Regions from separate parts of the Mus musculus genome. Here region 2 is linked to region 1. Evidence: chromatin contacts called from ENCODE Hi-C or POLR2A ChIA-PET data. All regions are on one chromosome and are shown on one strand. Each heading gives the region's core, a stretch centred on a gene start or an enhancer-like site at or near the end of the contact. The rest is flanking DNA. Distances are from core to core; before and after follow the strand shown.

The links. A loop is a pair of places that touch in the nucleus more often than their neighbours do. ChIA-PET counts read pairs that join two places held with the same protein, here RNA polymerase II (POLR2A).
Region 2: a map of gastrocnemius shows a loop between it and region 1 (2.3-fold over the local background). The contact joins the promoter of Kcnma1 here to the enhancer-like site in region 1. A Hi-C loop is called at or near these places in 2 of 37 maps with a recorded cell type or tissue (both gastrocnemius). POLR2A ChIA-PET finds 5 or more read pairs at or near these places in 1 of 5 experiments (embryonic stem cell).

What each region holds. Positions count from the first base shown.
Region 1 is chr14:23,961,497-23,967,671 of GRCm38, reverse strand. All of the region lies in intron 1 of Kcnma1 (potassium large conductance calcium-activated channel, subfamily M, alpha member 1), which reads left to right. Among named protein-coding and RNA genes, the nearest start is that of Kcnma1, 40 kb to the left of the region's middle. Within about 2 kb of position 3,025, at least 1 of the 3 ENCODE cell types and tissues checked has a DNase peak (open chromatin) inside an H3K27ac peak, as active enhancers do.
Region 2 is chr14:24,000,710-24,006,884 of GRCm38, reverse strand. It overlaps Kcnma1 (potassium large conductance calcium-activated channel, subfamily M, alpha member 1), which reads left to right and starts at 2,680. Exons shown (of 28, transcript NM_001253364.1): 1 at 2,680-3,137. The coding sequence starts at 2,760. It overlaps 4930519K11Rik (RIKEN cDNA 4930519K11 gene), which reads right to left and starts at 1,894. Exons shown (of 3, transcript NR_131107.1): 1 at 1,748-1,894; 2 at 1,431-1,590; 3 at 1,048-1,204.

The sequences.
Region 1 (6,175 bases), core at 1,776-4,275:
ATTTTCTTTACATGTATGTATGTATGTACGTATGTATGTATGTATGTATGTATGTATTTAACTACTGTGTGTGTATGTGTGTGTTTAAGGGGGAGGTCACAAAGTGTGTGCTGTGAGTGTGTAGAGGTCAGAGAACAATATGAATTTCTTTCCTTCTACTACCTGGGTTCTAGGATCTTCCTCAGACTTGAAGGCCAAATGCTGAGCCATCTTACTCCCTCTTTTAATTTGAGTTGGGCATTTAAGGGTGGGAATCCCCGAGGTAGGTTCTTATGGAGACAAAAGGACAGGCAGAGGGAAAGCCACACAGATCTCTGGGAAAGGAGTCTTGGGGTCAGTGCCAAGGTCAGGAGGCAGGATGATATCTGGTCAAGACTGGTCCCCTGGAGCAGAATCAAGAAAGCAGAGACAAGGACAGATGAGAAAAAACAGTAGGAATGAAGGCTTAGAGGAGGAGGGATTGGAGGAGGGCAATCGTGTTTCTTATTTAATTGTACTGGGCTCTCTATTCCTCCCAACAACCACAGAATCTTCACGGGGCAAGAGCACCAGCCCTCACTCCCCTTTCAGTGGACTCTCAGTGGTTGGTTGCAGGGTGGCCTCCGTTTCCCACAAAGGCAATGCTGGGACCTGAACAGCCTGCTGGTACGTGCCTTCCCACCTGGTACCTTCTTTTGGAGAGGCACTTCTAAGTTGAAAGGTGGGTGTTTCTTCTAATTCTAACAGATACTGCAAAATTTCTCCCTTGAAAGGTTGCTGCTGAATTGGGGATCAACTTCTGTTTGTGAGCTCAGCTGCCTGCCTCTGCTTCTAGATTGCTAACTAGCCAGTCTGTGCTGAGGGATGTTCTGAGGGACGGCTCAGAATCCTTCATCTGCGGGAAGGTGTGTGTGGTCTTTCGAAGCATGCTGCTGGGGATGACATGGCTTGTTCATTTTTGGAGCTTGTATTTACTGACTGTGACGTCAGGACAGTGAGGAAGAGGGAAACACAGCTGTTGCCGTGTTGTCTGCATTACGGCTAATGTTCCATGTGCTTAAAATAAGCACAGCAGTGAGGAAGTTCATGGAGACACATTCGCACCTTGTCAGATACTGAATCATGTTCCTGGAGTGTCTTCAGGGTAAGGCTGCCTTGCAGCATCCTGACTGGAGGGCCTGTGAATGCTGAGCGCCTGCTGACTCCTTCCCCACCCCTGGGTGTTGCAGAACCAGCTCTTGTAGACTTTTCATCTGTTTGATGTCCTCCTGTGGCTGTTTTCCATCTGTTGCAGTTCAAACAATGATTAATCTTGCACATGAGTCCTTTCGCACATGCACCAGGTTACGTGTTGGGTCAATTTCTAGGAGATGAGTAGACTAAACTGAAAGTGATTTTCTGGTTATATGCTGATAGACATGACTAAATTGACCTTCAGAGAGGTGTCCCTATTGGCAGCTGGTACAAATGATTATCATCTCCCTACACTACATAAAACTTGGGAGGCCGTCCATCATTATAATGTTTGTCAATCTGATAAGTGAGATGCCTGCTGTGTGTCATTTCATTTTGCATTGGTTCTGTATGTCCTTTTCCAATGTCCCAAGCAATATAGGGGCTGAGGGTATACCTCAGTGGTCGAATGCTTGTTGAGCATGCATGAAGCCTTGGGTTCTACCCTTATATTCCCCAAATAACAACAACAAAACATTTTAAAATCTGTTTCTGTTTTCTAGTGTGAGCTGCCAAGTCTTTGTTATCCCCCCCCTCCCCCCCCGTTAATGTTCTCTTTCTGACTCCTTGAAGAATGGCTTGCTAATGTTAGAGGGGTATTCGACAGTGTGATCATGAACGCTGGCTTGTCTGACAAGAAGTCAGTAGCTAGGAGTGAAAGTCTGGTTGTTTGAGAAAATGAGACCTGGTAAACTGTAGGTCTGAAGTATGCTTCTGTATAGTGTAGACTAATCATCAGAGAGGCTAAAAGCAGACAGAGTAGGGAACTGTTGGCCTCTGGATCCATGTACCTGGGTTTGTCTTTCACAGAGTCTCATTTTTTATGCCTTTACCGGCTTGAGGAAGTGTGAGGAAGCCTGACTGTTTTCTATGAAAATCCTTTTCTTGTTTGATTGGATTCATAATTACACTTTGTTTTCTGGCAACCACTCCTGTTGAGTTAATGGGTTAGGCCAGGTGACACAATGGCTTTAGTGAATGATCCTTAACTTCAGGAACAAAACATGATAAGAGAGTGGATGCCACCTTCTTAACACCATTTATTCTTACTAGAGTAGATGCTCCTGGCGGGGCATTCTTCAAGCATCTAGTGGAGGATGCAGGCTCCTGCTGTCCGGAGATCTGCCCTGTCTAGGTCTCTAGTACACTTAGGGTCCTTGTCTGTAGGAAGGAAAAGAGAGAGGTGGTCTCTCTCTCTCTCTCTCTCTCTCTCTCTCTGTGTGTGTGTGTGTGTATGTGTGTGTGTACAGTCATAGCTCCATAGCCCCCAGGCCAGGACCATGATCCACCTGCCAGAGGAGTGGAGTCCACTGTTGTGTCTGGCCATCAGTCTTGACCCCAGGCACACAGTCTGCCCTGGTGTTTTAGTGTCTATGTGGCACTTAGAAATTTTTTAGTGTCTCTTCCAGTATGGTTGCACTATGCCCTCACAGTTCTGCACAGAGGTAACATAAGTGCTTTCAACTCTATTTGGAACCCTGGAGACAGATGTCTGGGAGACACTTATCCTATGGGAAGCTCGATGCTTAACTACCCACACCAGCTTAGTGGCCAAGCATTCTCACTGACTGGCCTTTTCTGGTATGACAGTCAGTGGCCATCCACTTTAGGTCTGCCTGGACAGACAGGCTCTGTTGATGGTGAGTGAGGGAGAACTGGGCTGCCTACGGATGGGAAACTGTAGGCTGGCTGGAGCATATTTCCTATCCTTGAGGGAGACAAGAGTGGAACTAGTCTCGTGTCCTTTACAAAGAGCAGCCAAATGGTGGAAGGTGACAGAGTTACTACTGGTGGGAAGGCTTGGCCAACTTGTCCTATCACGGTGTGACAGAACAGCTTGAAACCTGGCATCTTTGTGGGGAGCTGGTCCCCTCATCCATACTTGGTCATCCTTCTTTTCTTGTCATTTATGTGGGGTACTAGCACTGAAATCGGGGCTTTTCCTTCACACTCTTGTTTCTCTTTATTTTGTTATTTTTTGAGACATCTCATGCTGCAAGAGTTCAGCTGTGGTGTCTCATCGGTTCTATTTTGAGCCACAGGGAAGCAAATTTAGGGTGTTTTCATCTCTTCTCTGAGGGGATGGTGCTCCCAGGGGTCCACTGGATGGACAGTGTGAGACAGCTTAGGCACTCTTTGGATGCCTACCTTTCTGATGAAGGAGCACACTTCTTGTTTTCCCTGTGTGAATTAGCCTGGCCAAATCCTGTCAAGACAGAGCGATGGATGGTATCATGAGTGTTATGGGCTATTATGATAGCAAGATGGCACCAGGCATGTCATGACCCATGTTCTGGGGCTAAATAGTGGCACTGGTAATCAAATGTCTGTCCAACTTAGCTTTCTTTTTGTACAAGAGAAATGACATAGTTCCCGCTGCTCTCACAGGATGCTTATGAAGATTACATGAGATAATGTGTATAAAAGTGCAGTATAAATGGAAATTCAATTCAAGGTATTATTATATTAATAGTAATGATTGTCATCTGTGATCCCAATGACTCACTTGGGGTGGGAGTCCTTGGAGCTTGTCATGGCCACTGTTACCTTTCAGCTACAATTACCATGCGCAATTTCATTTGACATACTCCTCATCATATGATGCCAGAATGGGAATGGGTCTTGGGGTGAACGAATTGTAGCCTGTTGCTTTATAGATGGGGAGCTGCTACCCAGCAGAGGGAGATTGGTTAAGGCCTTTAGACAAGGTTTGAGGCTGTCAGCTCTCAGTAGTGGGCTGTTTTGTTTTCAGATTACATTGTCCTATCTTTACTAAAGGTCTAGAAATTGAAAACTTTGGGTAGAATGTTTATCCTTTGTCACTTGATGGAGTTGCAGCCTGACTCATGAGGTTCTGGAGAAAGGTGTGGATTGTGCCCAGGAGAGAAGCTCAGATGCTGAGAATACTGGGCCATAGGATCTAAAAGAGATAAAAGAAGGAACGTGAGGGATTTCTGGAAAGAAGAGACCTAGGTTGGTTCCAAACAAAGAAGGAGGAAATGCTTTGCTCCTGACCTTGCTAGACTCCTGTCTTCTTCATATATTATCTCTGTCTTTTCTAGAGGCTCCATACACATGTGACACAGCTTAGCACTGTGGGGTTCCATACAAAGAGAGCACTGATGAGAACCCAGCATTAGTTCAGAATCCAGCGAAACTGGCTTGGCCTCATTTTCTAAGTCTTTGGTTAACACCTCTGTAGAGAGAACATCTTGCATATTCTATGAATGTGCCTATCAATTAAAAAGCCAATGGCCTATGACTTAGGCAGAAAATAGAAGATGGAACATCCAGGAGCAGAAAGAATTCTGGCATAGAGCCAGGCACAGGAAGACTTGCCTGGAAAGATGTGAGAAGACATATGCCTGGTACCTGAGCACAGGTAACCAGCCACATGGCAGAATGTAGATTAAAATAAATGGGTTATCTTAAGTTATGATTCTAGGTAGAGAAGAGCCTAGCTATATGATCTAGGTATTTGTAAATACATTTTGAGTCTGAGTCTTATTTCTGGGCACAGGGGTCTGGGAGGATGAACCAGACTTAACTTTTACACACCTCTCCTGGCTCAAGGTCTTGCTCATATGCTAGATGAGGCATCCCCCTGCTTAAAGACACAATTTGTAACAGCTCTTTCTCCTTGATTACTGCTTCCTTCAGTGGATTCATCATCTAGAATTTTATCCCCCAAAGTTACCAATTTTAGTACAGACATCTGGTATACCCTTTGGCCAGCTTTCCTTAAAGTTCATATCTTATGCAACTGTGGAGCCTGACAGTGCTGGAACCAAGGATTTCACATTGGTGTTAAATTGTTCACCAAAGCCAGAGTTCTGTTGTCTGTAGCTTCCTCACAAATGCCTTTCCCAGGATCCATTCCAGGACCCCATGCAACATCCACCTGCCATGTCTCCCGAGCCTCCTCCCACCCATTTTTTTTTTCTTTTTTCATGACTTTGACATTTGCCAAGAATATTGCTTAGCTTGTTTCATAGAATGCCCCTGGGTGTGTCTCTTAACTTTTATTCAGTTGGTATAATTTAATTGGCATAAATTGGTATAATTTAATTTTATTTTCAGTTGGTATAGAAAATAATGGATTTCACCATCACATTTTAATACATGTATGGCATTGTGTTTTTTGTTTTTTTGGTTTTTTTTTGCTGCATCTAGTTACTTCTTATAGTTCATATTGTGGCTTGTCAAGAGTATTGGTTAGGTTTTTTTTTTTTTTTTTTGATAGAATGTCCTTCAGTATGGGTTTGTTTTATATCTTTACAAAAGTTTTTACTAGTGTCCAAAAACGAGTTCCATAAAACCTTTTCATACATGTCTTTCTGTGATTTACTCCTGTCTAGTATCTTTGTACAGTTGATGCGTATGAATTTAATCATGTCTATTGGGTCTTTTGCTAATGGGAATGTCATCACCTTCAGAGTAAGGATCTTGTCTTTCTGGTTTGTTCATGTTCACGAACATCTGTGTGCCTGGCACCCACGTCAGTCAATATTTGCTGAGTGACTGTGGAGGCAGTGAACTCCTGATGCTGGTGGACTGTCTGCTCAAGGAAGAAGAAACCCTGGCAAAAGCCATATGAACAACAAGACCTCTGGGAACTGCTCCCCCTACTCTTACTATGTGTGGGCCCAAGTATTGTATTTCACTACATCCGGTGTGTTGGTGGAGTATGAGCTCACAGTGACCACTCGCCCCAGACAAGCTGAGGTATGGATATGTACCTGAGAGCCAGGCTAGGCTATGTACTTACTCCCTGGGAGCTGGCAACATGGAGACATGCTGAGAAGCACCTGTATCCAGTTGCTAATCCAGACCTAGGACCTCATTTAGCCTTCCTGAAAGCCCCCAGCCTGCTTTGGAATGGTAAGAGAATATTGTTAAAACATAGATTTCTGGGACCCAGTGTTCGAATGCATACTTTGTGTGTACTGGGGGCTGAGAAATT
Region 2 (6,175 bases), core at 1,431-3,930, 40 kb before region 1:
GATAATGGTAATGGTGTGGGGACTTCAAATGTGAGAGGACAGAAGGCACAGCAGCCACTAGCATCTTGTTAAGTCATCATGATAATAGTTTTCAGGGGGATCTAGGTTGTAGATATTAGGTAGGAAGAACCTAGAGGGTACCACTGGCTGCAAAGGTTCAAGTTTTGCTCCTATGGGAATACATTCTGAAGGCTCGATGACCCATGGTGGGGCAGGACAGTACCTGTCCTTTGCTGACTTATGCTATGAATGTTATGAGTTTTAAATGTTAATTCTTGGACTTAAGGAAAGTCCCTCAGGCTTGTGTCAAGGCACAGACCCAGCTGGTGAGAAGGCCAATAAAGGAATCTCAGTACCGCAGCCTCTTGCACCTCTCCCCAGCCTTTCAAAGTTCAACTACCCCAGGATGTTGGAAAAGCGCCAGGGCCATTGAATGCATGGGGATTGTGTTGCAGCCCTCTGAGTGCAGAAGGATGGATGATGCTGAAGGGGAGACTGAGGCAATTTCTGCTTCTAGAAAACACCATTTATTGCTCTCTTCTTTAGCACCCCCCTTTCTGTGTGTGTAAATGTGAGTGTGCCCCATAGCATGCACATGGACATGAGAGAATGGTTAACAGGAGTTAGCTTATTCCTTTGACTCTGTGAATTTCAGGGATCAGGCGCAGGGGGTCAGGTTTGGAGACAAGTACCTTTACCAGCAGAGCCATTTTGCTGGCCTTCTGTTGTGTACTATTTTATGGGGGAGGTGATTTTGACCTTAAGTCTTTTCTAATGGATATGTATACTGAGCCCAAGGAATGTACCAACCAATTTGAGACTCACATATTTTCAGTGTCTGCCAGGCTTGGCCTTCTTTGGCCCTCTGTATCCTAGGGCCAGGGTGTGGCTGACCAATGATTTAGGTCGAGACAGCTTGTTCAGGTAAGGAGGCTCCTTTGGGCCAGTTTACCATATGAAGAGTCTTGAAAGGAACCTGAGAATTCCAATTAGACTATAACTAATGAGCTGGAAACTTTGGGGAAATCACTGTGGGCAGTGAGGGGAGAGTGATCATCTTGGTTTTAATTAGCACAGGAAAAAGTTGTGGTCCAGCTGCCAGCCTGGAGAAGTGTCCAGAGGGAGGAAGTTTCTGTGTGCAACGATAGGGGGACTGGGGGTGGGGCGGGGGACAGGGGCTGCTGAACAATCCTGGACTCCTTCCCTTTAAAGGGGAGAAACGGGAGACCAGAAATGTAGAAAGGCAAGCCTGAATGCAGAGTACCCGTCATCCATTTGCCCTTCCCACACGAGTCTAAAGAACTAGGAAGCAGCCCTTTAAGAAACCTCCTTTTCTACCCAGTTTGTTCCACACCAACCACCAGGCTGCTGTCATCTTTGCTTAATAAGGAAACAACAAACAAACAAACAACAACAACCAACAAACCCACCTGCAGCTGTCAGAGGTCACAGACTACCAACAGACTTCCAGATGCCCCAGTTGTTCATCAGCAACTCACAACGTGGCATCTTGGAAACGAAAGAGTGAACTCTCTGTCAGCAGGTGTACTGTACTGGCTAGGGTCTTCCTTAGTCTCCAAGCCTTAGAATCTAGGGGCAATAAGTCCACTGAATCTAGCTGACAACCAGCCACTCCTCTCCCTATTAGGGGCCCCTTTGGGAAAACCGGCCTACCCCAGACACCTGGTGGTTTCCCCTTCTGGTACCCTGCTGAGCCTAGAGGGGCGCAACACCTGCAAAGTCCTACCTCTAGGCTGGTGGCGCTATACTCTACATCCTGGAAGATGGGGGGCCGCATGCCCCACCACTGCCAAATGACCTGCTGCCCCTACACAGCCCCAAGCCGAGGCGAGTTAGCCCGGTAAGCCTCCTCCCCTCCCGCTTCGGGCTGTTTGAGCCCGCGCCCGCTCCAGTTGCTGCAGCTGCCACTGCTGGCGGCTGCGGGGCGCGCGGGGCGCGCGCCGAAGAGGCTCGGGCTGCGAGAACGGGGACGAGGAGGAGCCCGAGGAGGCAAGGAGGAAGAAGCGAGCGGAGGCCGAGGAAGCTCAGGGTCACAGAGACCCGGCCCGAAGGGGTCCCGCAGAGCATCGGCTAGCTGGCCGCGGAGGCAGGGCAGACCGCCGCAACCAACCTGCCGCGGCCCCGCGAGCACAGGAGGCGGCGATCCAGGAGCGGAGCGCAGCCCCGGGGAGGAAGGGTGGCGCGGGCACGCCCGGTCGGGAGGGCGCGGATTCTCCGATCCTAAGGAGCTGTCGCCTCATCACCCGAGAGAGCTGTGCGGGGACGGGCGGGAGACCCCGGGCCCGGGCGCAGCGCACACGCGTGGCGCACGCCAGGCGGGCCGGGCGGCGCCGAGGGTACGCGGGATCGCGCTCACGGAGCTTCGGGAGGCACAGACCCCGGGCGCGGACCGCCCGCGGCGCCCCCTGGGCTCTCGGTGCTCCGCGCAGCCCCGGGGGCGATCGGGGCCGGGGTCGGGGAGTGGGAGCCACCCTCCCTCATCCCCTCCCCCCCCCGGGCCGGCCGGCAGCCCGGGGGAGGGCGGGCGGCGGCGCTTGGCTGTATATATCTCCGCACACCCTGCCAGGTCGCGCACAGCGCCCCGAGCCCAGGCGCCTCCCCGCCCCCCTCCCGGCGCTCCGCGGCGGCGGCGGCAGCGGCAGCAGTAGCAGCAACATGGCTGTTGATGGGTGTTCGGGGTGGCGCTGGCGGCGGGAGGAGCTCCCTCGAGCCCCTGCGCCTGCCGCCCATTGCTAGCTATGGCAAACGGTGGCGGCGGCGGCGGCGGCAGCAGCGGCGGCGGCGGCGGCGGCGGCGGAGGCAGCGGTCTTAGAATGAGCAGCAATATCCACGCGAACCATCTCAGCCTAGACGCGTCCTCCTCCTCCTCTTCCTCCTCCTCTTCTTCTTCTTCCTCCTCCTCTTCCTCCTCGTCCTCGGTCCACGAGCCCAAGATGGATGCGCTCATCATACCGGTGACCATGGAGGTGCCGTGCGACAGCCGGGGCCAACGCATGTGGTGGGCTTTCTTGGCCTCCTCCATGGTGACTTTCTTCGGGGGCCTCTTCATCATCTTGCTCTGGCGGACGCTCAAGTACCTGTGGACCGTTTGCTGCCACTGCGGGGGCAAGACGAAGGTAACGCGCGCCCCGGGCGCCCGCCCCTGCGCCATCCCAGCCGTTTCTCGGCGTCCCCCGCAGCCCACCTCTTAGCTCCGCACTGTGTCTTGCCTCCTGCTGTCCCTGCCAGCCTTGTCCCCGCCGCTTGCCCTTCCCTCCCCTCTCCTTGTGCCCTCGGATTGTGCGCCAGGGGTGAGGAGTTGACCCCAGCAGGTGCGCTCCAGGACGCAGACCCCCGCTTTAGTTCTCTGTTTATTGTAGGGCTATTGGTGACTATGGCCGGACCCGGGTTGGGGGGACATGTGTCTCTTGGGCACGTTGTTGCGGAGTGTGGAGAAGGAACCTTGCAGGGACACAGGAAGCTGAAAGACCCTGGGTGCGTGCGGGACACCACTCACTGGCTGCGGCCAGACTCCTCACGGTGGACTAGTTGGGACAGATCAGCTCATACTTTTGTTGTTGTTGTTGTTGTTGTTGTTGTTGAGGAAATCAGTTCCTGGGGTCCCAAAGAAGGGGGAATCCTTTGAGCTAGGGAGAAAATCTTTTGCATCTGGGAATTCTGGGGGGGAAATCATGGAGAAAGTGGGGGCCCACGGATCAATAAAAAGTTGGGAAGACCCATCCTAGAATGGGGTCAATCTATGGAGAGTCACTTTCTAAAAGTGGCATGGTTGCAAGTCTGATGTCACCGCCCACTCCATCCCTTACATTTTCTTTGTGGAACATTACCCTACCCCAAGTACTTTTGCCACCTCTACACTCCCCTCCCAGGCCATCAACTTTGGATCCCCACAAATACAGCCAGCAGCTCCAATCTGTAGCACCAGGGCTGCACTCCTAAGAGTCCAAGGGACCTCTGCTTCACTAAGCCCCCTTTTGGCACTTGATGTGGCTAGAAGTCGTCTTAAGCTATTCCTGGCAGAGTCGCCCACAGTGTTAGGACTCACATCTCAGATGTGTGGTTGCTAGGCTTTACTCCTGGGCTGTGGCCATCTCCCTAGAGGGGTCCCTGCCCACCACCTAGCACTTGCTGGGGGGCGGTGGACCGGGGGTGGGCAATGTTTGAGCGAGAACTACAGAATGAATAAAAGAAAGAACTGGGAAAAAAGAGGAGCTGAACTGGGTGCAGTCTTTTAGAGAAATTCTCATCCAAGAGGACAGAATAGCACCCATACTTTTGGACAGAGGATATCTCTAGGGGGATTGTGCAAGACACTCATCTTGGTCCCCAAATGTTCACACCTGCTCTAGAAAAGTTCATCCGGGACCCCCTTGAGAAGTCACAGGGCTCAGCAACTTGTAGCAGCGTACAGCTGCTAAAGAGAAGAGTTAGGCTAAGGGGGAAGGCTATGAAACCCAAGGGCAACCGAAGCACTCTCTGTCATTAATTATACATCACCGTAGGTGCTGGGCTCAGCTGTGTTTTGTGGCAGCACATTTGTGTTTTGGAAAATACTGGTGTGTTGGAATAAGGGAGGAAAAAGAAAAAAACCACCCTTCCTTCTTTGCTTCCTCTTGGCATTGCTCTGAAAGCCTCCAATGGTGACAGGTGAGCTTTGTTTAGAGTCCCCTTCTTGAGGATGGAGGTTCCCCCTTCCTTTTCAAGGAGAAAGACCGATGGCCTTCCAGAGAAGCCCTCAGATTAAGCAAGGTTCCTATAGCCAGACCCAGAGATGGTCTCTGTCTGATCATAGAATCACATTCACCCATTCTTTCTCCTGCATCTTCAGCTTGTCCTGGGAGTGTCTCCCTCTCATACTGAGACTTGGTGACTATCTTTAGTTGCACGCATCTCAGTTACTTTCTATATGGAAGTGACTTGGGTTGGCTTTTTAAAAAAACTACTTTCTGTTTTCAGAAAGTGAACAAATTTGGTCATAATGAGTCCTTTTTGTCTTTCTAAGGTTTTAAGCGGAGCGTCTAGCATCTTTTTACTCTAGGGGGTACCCTGTGCTGGTATAGTGTGTGTCATGAAATGTCTCTTAAGGAATTTACATAAAGAATCCCCTTTCTAAATAATGACCAGAATAGCTTTTGCCAGTTTTCTCAGAAAAAAGGTTTTGTGTAACAACAATTAAAAAAAAAACAAAACAACAATCCGTACCTATTCCTCTACATATATTTTAGCTTTAAGACTAGTGGAGTGCACACAGTTGAGAGTTTCAATGCAGACCCTGGAGTAAAAGATGATTGTGGTTGATTGGAAAGATTGAAGGTCAAAACAGAATAGCATCAAGCTCTTTTTGGTACTGTGAGTTCCTTTAGAATCGTGCCCAGTTTTCTTAATATCTGCCTCTTGATTCGTTGGATTAAATTGTGCGTATACTCAACTCCCTGTACCTAACAATGGTAAAAGAGAATTTTTAGGTGCTTCCCTTTCTACCTTCTGGGCTCTGCATTTGTTTTGCAGTTATTCATCTCCTCTTTGCTTTCCAAGTATTCAGTAGTTTTGTTAAGACTCGGTACAGAATAAAGAATTCAGCTCAAGTTTAGAACACTTGTGACTTGCCAGGCTCCGTAAGCAATCCTCTGCTGCCTTTCCACAGAATCTTCTGCCCACCCTCAAGCCTCTTTGCCCACCCTGACCCTAATCCGGGTCCAGTGTGGCTTACTAGGAGCTGGAGTTCCGGAGAAGGTATCTTCTCAGCATCTGACATTCCTGAGGGGACATGTTTCGGCAGGAGCCTGGAATTTTATATATTTGTTCTCCAGGTCTGCACCGTGGTTTTTTGGTCAAAGGAACCCAAGACTGTGGACATATATCTCAGGGTCTCTGTTCATTTGTGCCTCTGGTCTCCAAATAACACATAGCTAATGACTTCATCATCATCATTATTATTATTATTATTATCATCATCATTTTTTTTAAAGGATTATAAACATTTGGGGAGAAGAAGGGAGGAACAAAGAATATTTATGCTAGGTGTGGTGGCCTGTGCCTGTAATTCCTGTACTCAAAGACAGTGGCAGGAGGATTGTGAGTTTTAAGTCAGCTTGGACTAGGTAGCCATAGCCTGTCTCAGATAGTAGGAGAGTGAAACAGGCACACAGCAAAC